2 separate regions of the Homo sapiens genome follow, and region 1 is linked to region 2. A link is a contact called in ENCODE Hi-C data. All regions are on one chromosome and are shown on one strand. Each heading gives the region's core, a stretch centred on a gene start or an enhancer-like site at or near the end of the contact. The rest is flanking DNA. Distances are from core to core; before and after follow the strand shown. Region 1 holds the start of ABRAXAS1 (abraxas 1, BRCA1 A complex subunit). Region 2 holds the start of RASGEF1B (RasGEF domain family member 1B).

Evidence for each region. A loop is a pair of places that touch in the nucleus more often than their neighbours do. Pooled maps may share reads with other maps.
Region 1: a map of CD8-positive, alpha-beta T cell shows a loop between it and region 2 (5-fold over the local background). The contact joins the promoter of ABRAXAS1 here to the promoter of RASGEF1B in region 2. A Hi-C loop is called at or near these places in 2 of 168 maps with a recorded cell type or tissue (CD8-positive, alpha-beta T cell and naive thymus-derived CD4-positive, alpha-beta T cell) and 10 of 50 pooled maps.

What each region holds. Positions count from the first base shown.
Region 1 is chr4:83,482,364-83,486,647 of GRCh38, reverse strand. It overlaps ABRAXAS1 (abraxas 1, BRCA1 A complex subunit), which reads left to right and starts at 1,548. Exons shown (of 9, transcript NM_139076.3): 1 at 1,548-1,662. The coding sequence starts at 1,576. RefSeq lists a silencer at 1,333-1,822.
Region 2 is chr4:81,469,242-81,473,745 of GRCh38, reverse strand. It overlaps RASGEF1B (RasGEF domain family member 1B), which reads left to right and starts at 1,839. Exons shown (of 14, transcript NM_152545.3): 1 at 1,839-1,976. RefSeq lists a silencer at 1,498-1,907.

The DNA.
Region 1 (4,284 bases), core at 299-2,798, 2.0 Mb before region 2:
AAACATCAAATCTAGAGCCCAGAGGAACTTTGTACTAAGTTATTGACTGCTGTTTGGGCTCATCCAACTTCCACAAAGAATTCTTTGCAAGCAATCCCTCAAGCTCATCCAAAGAATCAATTGTGATCCTCAAAATTACTTACATTCCTCCATCTCCCTCTCCCTTATGAAAAAGTGTACATAAGCATCTGAACCTCATTGGATTATTGGGTAATCACTCTACTGTGATTTTCTCCAGGGCACATTAATAAATTTGTATGCCAGTCGGGAGCGCCTGTAATCCCAGCACTTTGGGAGGCCGAAGGGGGCAGATCACCCGAGGTCAGGAGTTCGAAACCAGCCTGGCCAACATGGTGAAACCTTGTCTCTAATAAAAATACAAAAAAAATAAATAAATAAGCCGGGCTTGGTGGCACGTGCCTGTAATCCCAGCTACTCAGGAGGCTGAGGCAGAAGAATCGCTTGAACCCGGGAAGTGGAGGCTGCAGTGAGCTGAGATGGTGCCACTGCACTCTGGCCTGGGTGACCAAGCGAGACTCAGTCTCAAAAAAATAAAAAATAAAATAAATTCGTATCCCTTTTCCTTCTGTTCATCTTTTCTTTTGTTAGTTCACTCCAGTGAACCTTCAGAGGGCAGAGCTTTCCCTTCACCCCTACAAAATGAAGGCAAGAAACTTAATTCTAGGGAATAAATATATAATCATTAATTATATACATATGTATTGTGTGTTACGCAGCCACAGACAACTGCTTGACAACAAAACCCACAAATGTGCCACACTAATTCAGTAGTCTGCTATTATGCTTACTTTCAGTCATTTAAGAAACATACCTTTACGTGTGTGTGTGTGTGTGTGTGTGTGTAAAATACATTTGCCAAGCCCTGGTCCACTCACCTTACCATTTACATTAAATGAACCAGCTTACTATGATTATGCCTATCATTAAACTGTCAGAACATTAAATATCCATGTATTGTTTAAATTAGGCTGAAGTTTTCTAAAAGCAAGGGAACACACACATGCACACACACAAACACACAGACACAGAACATGGCTAGAGAGTTCTAGCAAAGACAATCCCCAAATGGTTATTAGTATTCTGTAAGTTTCAGTGAGTGAAGGGTGCTAAAATGCAGCTTGAAAACCAAAACCGTGGCATATCCACTGTGGCATCGTAATGTTGCTACTCAACTCTTTTATTCTTGTAATCATTGCTTGTCTTAAAATGACCCTGTCAACCGTGTTCATTTTGATAGCTTTGCATGTTTGTGACAGGTCGCTCAGCAGGCGCAGGCCACCAAAAGCAATTCGCAGCCCTCTGCAGTGGTACCGACATGCAGCGGCCTTCCGGGAGAGGCCGGCAGCAGAAGCGAAGGAGGAGCCGAGCGCGCGGCTGGGGACCCGCCCGCGCCCGCCCTCAGCCCCCTCGCCCCGCCCCTCTGCGGAGCGCGCAGCAGCCCGTGCGCCGGCGCAGGCCCCGCCTCCTCGCTGGGCCCCGCCTCGCTGCCACCACAGGGTCTTGCCTCCGCGCGCCCCGCCCTCGTCCTCTTGTGTAGCCTGAGGCGGCGGTAGCATGGAGGGGGAGAGTACGTCGGCGGTGCTCTCGGGCTTTGTGCTCGGCGCACTCGCTTTCCAGCACCTCAACACGGACTCGGACACGGTGAGCCGAGGGACGGGGCGGGGTCCGGCGTCGCCTGGGAAGAGCCCTGCGCGCGGCCTGCCTCCCCGCTGTTGCTCCGGTCCCCGCCCGCTCCCCCGACGCCGCCGCGCCTCCTCCCTGCGGTCGCGGCTCTGCCTTCTCTCCCCCTCAGCGGTCCCTGAGGTGCCTCGTGCCCACGAAGTCTTCTCCAGCATTAGCCCTCCCTCTGCTATCCTCCGTTATTTCCCTTTTCCGACCCAAGTGTCCCACACGCTCCCATCTTTCCTCGGCGCCCCTGTAGCTGTGGAAACTTGGGCGTGAAAAGATGGAAAGTTCACGGAGCGTCTTTCCGCTGCTCTGCGGAGCCTGCGGTAAACTTTCCGTTTCTCGCGACGCCCGACAGGCGTTTGCAAAACCAGGCGGACTTTTTCATGCAGAGCAGCGTCTGTGCGTGTTTGTTGCGATGGTAGGATGGTAAGGGAATAAAAATAGATGTTGCGTCCAGTGGCAAATCTTAGTGGATGGAACAGCTTAATCTGGTATATCAGATATCTTTTTATTTGCGTTATTAAATTTGTTAAAACAGTTTTTAAAAGTACGTTGCCTATTTTCTAAAAGTTCTATGAAATTAAAGAAACGCTGTAAAACGTTGAGCTCGGAAGTAGTTAATGTCCTGTAGCACTTTCAGTAACTTGCAGAAAGAAAGTCTAAGCATCTGAAATACACTTCCCTGCTGTGTGGTACAGTTCGGAGAATACCCTGCTGAACAATGCCTAGTAATTTCTGCTAAGTTCATTTTAAGATATAACGTCTATTTTACTCAAAATTGCCTTAATATAGGTCGGGCGCGGTGGCTCACGCCTGTAATTCCAGCCCTTTGGGAAGCCGAGGCGGGTGAATCACCTGAGCCCACGAGTTCGAGACCATCGGGGACAACGTAGTGAGACCCGGTCTCTACAAAATCTAAACATTACAAAATTGCTCTTTGGCACAATCCTAATAAAGGTTGGAATTGGTATGTTTTATGTATACAATTTCAGATAACCTTACAAAGTAATACCTAATAAAGAACAAATATATGACCATTTAAAATATATGTGTAGCTGTGGAAATTATTTTGGAATACCTGTAGTGTAGATAGAGTGGGACCGTAAATCCTCGGTAGCTTAAACGATTAGCCCTTGGGAAGTACCTGAGTGCTAGGGAGGCCCCTGTTTCTCAGATCTTTTTCCTGAAGTCTTTAAAGGGTGGTTTTTCTGGCTAGTTGCACTTGCATTGCCCCCCTGCTTCCCTTCCCTGAGTTCGTCTTTTGAGTATCAAAATCAAGAACACTAGATTCTGGATATCCCCCCGCGTGATTCCAGTAAAGACTCACATTATGGAAATAATCCTTTTTTACTTTTAGGGGAAAAAAGCATTATTAATTATAAAGAATATAAAATATTTCTGTAATCACAGCACTTTGGGACGCGGAGGCAGGAGGATCATTTGAGCCCAGGAGTTCAAGACCAGCGTGGGCAACATAAGGAGACCTCATGTCTACAAAAAAATTTTAAAAATTAGCCCGGCGTGGTGGCACGTGCCTGTAGACCCAGCTACTTGGAAGGCTGAGGCAGCAGGATTGTTTGAGCCTGGGAGGTCAAAGCTGCAGTGAGTAGTGATTGCACCGCTGCACTCCAGCCTGGGTGATGACAGAGCTAGACCTCTTCTCAAAAAAAAAAAAAAAAAAGATATAAAATCTTCATTGTCAAGCACATTGGGTCTTTAAGTGTGCCTAGAGAAATTGAATTCCCCAAAACTCAGATAAATTACCACTGGGGTGGCAGAATACAAGTAGTTTTAAAAGAATCGGGCTCACAGCACTCCTTTTAGAAAGCAGACTCTGAAATTGAATTTAAATCTTTCATATTGTGCATGAGTTTTAATCAGAAAACACTAATCTTGTCATTTCGTACCTTAGAAGCTTTCTGTAACTCCCAGAAGCACATGTGGTTAAATCCAGAGTAGTCATTCGGGGTGTCCCATTATTGGCTCGTTCTTATTTATCTTTGATTTCCTTCTGCTCCAAGGCAAAGTGCTCTGCTCATTCTTCAGTGTGTGCTCATTTCTGGCTTTAAGTCTTATATGCTTCCAAGTGTGCCCAGTGCTTCATGCTCTGCCTACACAAATATTGCCCATAGCTTTAGTCTAATCTGTAGCCTCCCCAGGGCTACAGGGCTAATCTGTAGCCTCCCCAGGGCTACTCTGATTATTTCAGGCTAGACTAATCTCTTTCCCTTCCTCTCCTCTTTATTTCTACTTTTTTTCTTTTGAGGCAGAGTCTCACTCTATCGCCTGGGCTGGAGTGCAGTGGCGTGATCATAGCTCACTGCAGCCTCAACCTCCTGGGTTCACGTCATCCCAAGTAGCTGGGACTACAGGCATGTGCCACCATGCCTAACTAATGTTTCTCGTATTTTTTGTACAGACGGAGTTTTACCCTGTTGCCCAGGCTAGTCTTTAACTCCTGGGTTCAAACTATCTGCCCACCTTGGCCTCCCAGTGCTAGGATTACAGGCGTGAGCCATCTTGCCTAGCCTCTTCTCATTTTTATTTAACTCTTCATCTTTCCCAAGTAAACTAGAAGCATCTCAGATCTTTCAT
Region 2 (4,504 bases), core at 590-3,089:
TGGCCACCCAGTTTTGTGCTTGAAACCCAGGGCCCTGGTGGGGTAGGCACTGGAAGGAATCTCCTGGTTTGTGGGTTGCGAAAACTGGCACAAGCACAGTATCTGTGCTGGAGTTCCTCAGGCTCAGTCCCTCATGGTTTCCCTTGGGTAGAGGAGAAAATTCCCCAACCCCTTGCACTTCTCGGGTGAGGCGATGCCCCACCGTGCTTCAGCTCACTCCCCGTGGGCTGCACCCACTGTCCAACCAGTCCCAGTGAGATGAACTGGGTACCTCAGTTGGAAATGCAGAAGTCACATGCTTTCTGTGTGAATCTCGCTACGAGCTGCAGACTGGAGCTGTTCCTATTCAGCCATCTTGCCAGCAATCCCCTGCAACTCTTAATTTCTGGCTACAGGATCAGTAATGTCAAGGGTGTAAGTGACTGGCCCAATGTCATATGGCTCGTTTGTTACAGAATCGGGATGCAAAAACTGAGCTTGAAAAATCAACCAACCAGTACAACCACAACAGCAGGGCAGGGCCACCCAGCCTCTGTGTTTCACTCTGCATGGCTGGCCCACCAAGTTCCCTTGGCCTTATGGCTTCTCATTTAAACTGCAGAGAAGCTATGGTTAAGTCAAAGGCTCAAGTAGGTTAGAGTGAATTACTGAATCAGAGGAGTCCTATTTACACAAAGGAGGGAAGGAGTATCATAAAGAGGAAGAAAAGTAAAAGGAGGCATAAATGAAGAAAATGAAAGAGGAATCCGCTAAGAATAGACAAAGTGAGCGTCAAAATGACTCCACCCCAGGAAGGAGAGGGGGAGGGACCCATGGAGCAGGAGGGAAAAGGATTCCTCCCCCTCAGTAATCTTAATTATAACAGTATAGGACAGGTATGAATAGTGTTGTTTTATATATGAGAAAACTGAAGCTCAGAAAAGCTGTATCACTTACTCAAGGAAATACAGTTGGTAAGAGTCTCCTAATTCTGTAAATTTTTTCTTTTCATAGGTCTCTTTCTTCCCTTGTTTCCATCATTATTTCCCTCTGGCCTCCTTTTATGTGTACAAAGTGAAGTACGGAGGTTTTTACCTTTTTTCTGAAATAGTTATCAAATATCCCATGATGGAGTGAGTACGTGGTTACCATGACAACACAGCCCTCACTGAGGACTAGCCTCCCTGCTTTGCCTCCGGAATCATGTTTCACGGAACAGGTTCCTCTCCGTGCAACTTCTAGCAGCTGTAATTCTACATTTTGTTTGGGTGATTATTTGCTGAATGTCTGTCCTCCACTAGACTATGTAAGTTTCACAATGGCAGAGACCAGCCTACTTTGCCAAGTGTGCCCCCAGCGTTTTGCACAGTGCTTAGCACCAGGATCTATGTGTTATTTGCTAAGCAAATGTTCTGTGGTTCCTCTCCGCTCTCTTCTGAAAGTTACATGGACAGTAACCTTTAGCTCACAATTATGTTAATAAATACTGTGTAACGAGTCGGGCCGGTATTTACAGATAGTATACACGTGAATGAACACACACACACTCACGACTGCACAACAGCCCGGGGCAGGTGCACTCAAGAGGAAACGCGCACAGTCGGAGCCAGCCTGACCAACGCTGTTAAACACCGCTGCGCTGGGCTCCGCGGGCCTCTGCCGCGTGGGAGGGCACCCAGGCTGACGCGCTGCGGGAGTCTGGGGCCCACTGGGACTTGCCTGCCGGGCCGGGTGGCGGCGGCGTGGGCGGTGAGCTGCGCGGTGATTGGCCCGCGCCTGCCGGGGCGGGGCGGGGCTGGCAGCGGGAGGCAGGCGCCTGAGCCAAGGGGGGCGTGCGCGGCGGCGGCTGCCGTAGTTTCAGTATAAACAAGGAACCCGACTGGTTAGACAGATTTTGTTTTTCTTCTTCCCGCGCGCTTTAGCTCCCTGTCCTTTGGTCGCATTTGTGGGCGCGCGGCACGCAGCCGGGAGGCCGAGGACTCGGAGTTCACCTGCAGGTAGGTTGTTCCCTGGCTGGGTTGTTCTCCCGGCTGGGGGACCACAGCCCGGAGCGGGAACTCCGGACCCTACTGCGCGCTGCGCTCTCCCTGGAGATCCCTGGGCCGCGCGGGGAGCGAGCGGGGCTCAGAGACTTCACCGGCTGCCGGGTGCGCTCCGAGGCGGCGGGAGATCCCGAGGCGAGTGAGCGCGAACGCGGGCGCCAAGAGCCGAGTTACAGCCCGGGACCGGGGGAGGGCCCCTGCCCGGCCGCTGCGGGTACCTGGGACTGCCGCGGCCCCAACAGGTGCGAGGCCGAGCCGCTGGGACCCGGGCAGGGCCAGGCTTGGGTTGGGTTGGGTTGTGCCTTCCCTCTTTCTCCCTGATCCTGCAGCCAGGCCTTCTGTCTCGAGATAGGTGGTTTTTGAGGATTTGTCTTGAGTTGTAATCGCGTCCATCATTTTTTTCATCCCTTCTTTCCTTCGTGTGCATACCTAGGTTGATTCTTCCACTTCTTGACCAGTTTTGTGTGCGTGTGTGTGTAGGGGGAGCTGTTTATTTTTGTTGTCAGTGCCATGTAATCTAAAGTCTGACTCGTAGGAAGGGACAAGGGAACAGAAGTCACATACTCGCCACCGACAAGGTGATGTGCTGTCATCCTTCGGTGTTCACCTGGCAAACTTGGGAGACACTGAGTCGCCTTGCTTTTGCCAGAGCTCAGTTGAGTCGCCTCGGGTCACCTGCCTGGGGAATCTCAGATGAGCTAGAGGTATCTAGGAGCCTCGCGGGCAGTCAGCTTAAGGGAGGTTCTTTCTAAGGGAGCTGTGAAAACAACTTAAGTGCTGCACCAGGGAAAAGGGCGAGACGGGGGCTGGGGTGCGCGCGCCTTTGTGTGTGTGTATGGACGTACCATTTCAATACTGCTTGCTGTCTTGCCCCAACCAAATCGGCGCAGTTCAGGCAAAAGCAACGTAGCTTAATCCTCTGACACTGCCGAGGGTGGCACAAGTGTGGCAGATAACACAAGGAGATTGTCTAGACGGCGATTTTCTCTTCGGAATGTAGATGTGTCCATCCTCCCTGATGAATTCGGTGGATATGGTGTATATAGATGAATATGCACACAAATTTGTGTATGTGTTTGGGCCGAACGCGTCTCCAAGGAGTCCTTCGTCAGCACCATGTGACGACGGTCAGGAACTGCTGGTGTGTGTAGATCTATATTTAGCTCAGATGGTCTAATGGCCGAAGGGAGGGTCTCTGAACTGGGTGCATAAAGGGGAAGAGTCTAGGGATCAGGGTGGTGCACTCTTGAATGATGTCTGGCACAGTCACACTCAGATGGGGTGAATAATTGCCCTTTCCTCGTGAAAACAGTAGCTAGAGCTTGGCATGTGATGGCTATGCCTTAATTTAAAACATAGTTGGACCATGGCGATAAGCCTCTGCTAAGAAACAAGGAGGTTTACAGTTAAGCAGCGTATATACCTGGTTGGCCGTTTGGGTGAAAATAACTGGTCCCATGAGATTTAGAACAAATATAGAGTTGCTTTCTTTAATAAAAAGAAATAAAAATTATTTGCTGTTGAGGTTTTCATAACAGAAAAAAAGAAGGCAGCTTGTTAAACCCTATCATTAAAGGTAATTTTATTTTTTTAAGTGAGGGGCAGTGGTGGAGCTAGAGAGGAGGACCTTAGGGCACTTTTGACAGATATCAGGGTTTACAAACAGCGTTATATTATGCCTCTCAAGCAGATTTTCTGGTGAAGATGAGATCAGCCACTGATTAACAAGTTTCTTGTTGGCATTCTTCCACTGCATGTCGGGTCAATCCTTTGTTTTCTTGGAGGTGGGCAACATTTCTAACTACTAAGCATATTGGCCTTGTACTTTCCAGTTGTCTAACGAAGTGTTACATTCTTAGAATTTATTTCTCCTATGGTGCATTTTCAGTCTTGCTTCATTTTATGTGCTCCACTGGATATTTTATCTGATACTAACACATCTAATACCTGGGAATCATACTGTCTTTTGGAGAAGAGAATCACCAGAAAGCATTCCCATGTATTGTCTCCCGCTAACCCCCTACAGCTTAGCATCTAATAGATTATTTATATGTGTGTGTGTGTGTGTGTATATATACACATATATGTACATATATACATATGTATTTATATGTATAACTAAATCAAAGTATTATAATAACACATAGTTCTTATATAACATTTTATTCTTAGAACCTAAAATTAACTACTAGTTAATAGAGTACAATAGACTATATAAAAACAATTCAATACACCTTTCTAAGGAAAAAGACATGGTAAGAAAATTGAAGGGGAGGAGCTGGGATCCCTAGTATGACTCAGGAGTGTTGGGATCAGCTTTGTCAATATCCGCAGAGTACCTGGAAGAATTGGACTTGGGAGGAACATTGGGATAGCCCCAGGAGAGCACCTCCTTGGAAAGGAGATGGGTGAATGGAATGTCTTTTTCTTTGCTTGGGAGAAGAATCTAGAATCCTTGAAGCAGGGATTGGGAAACTTGATTC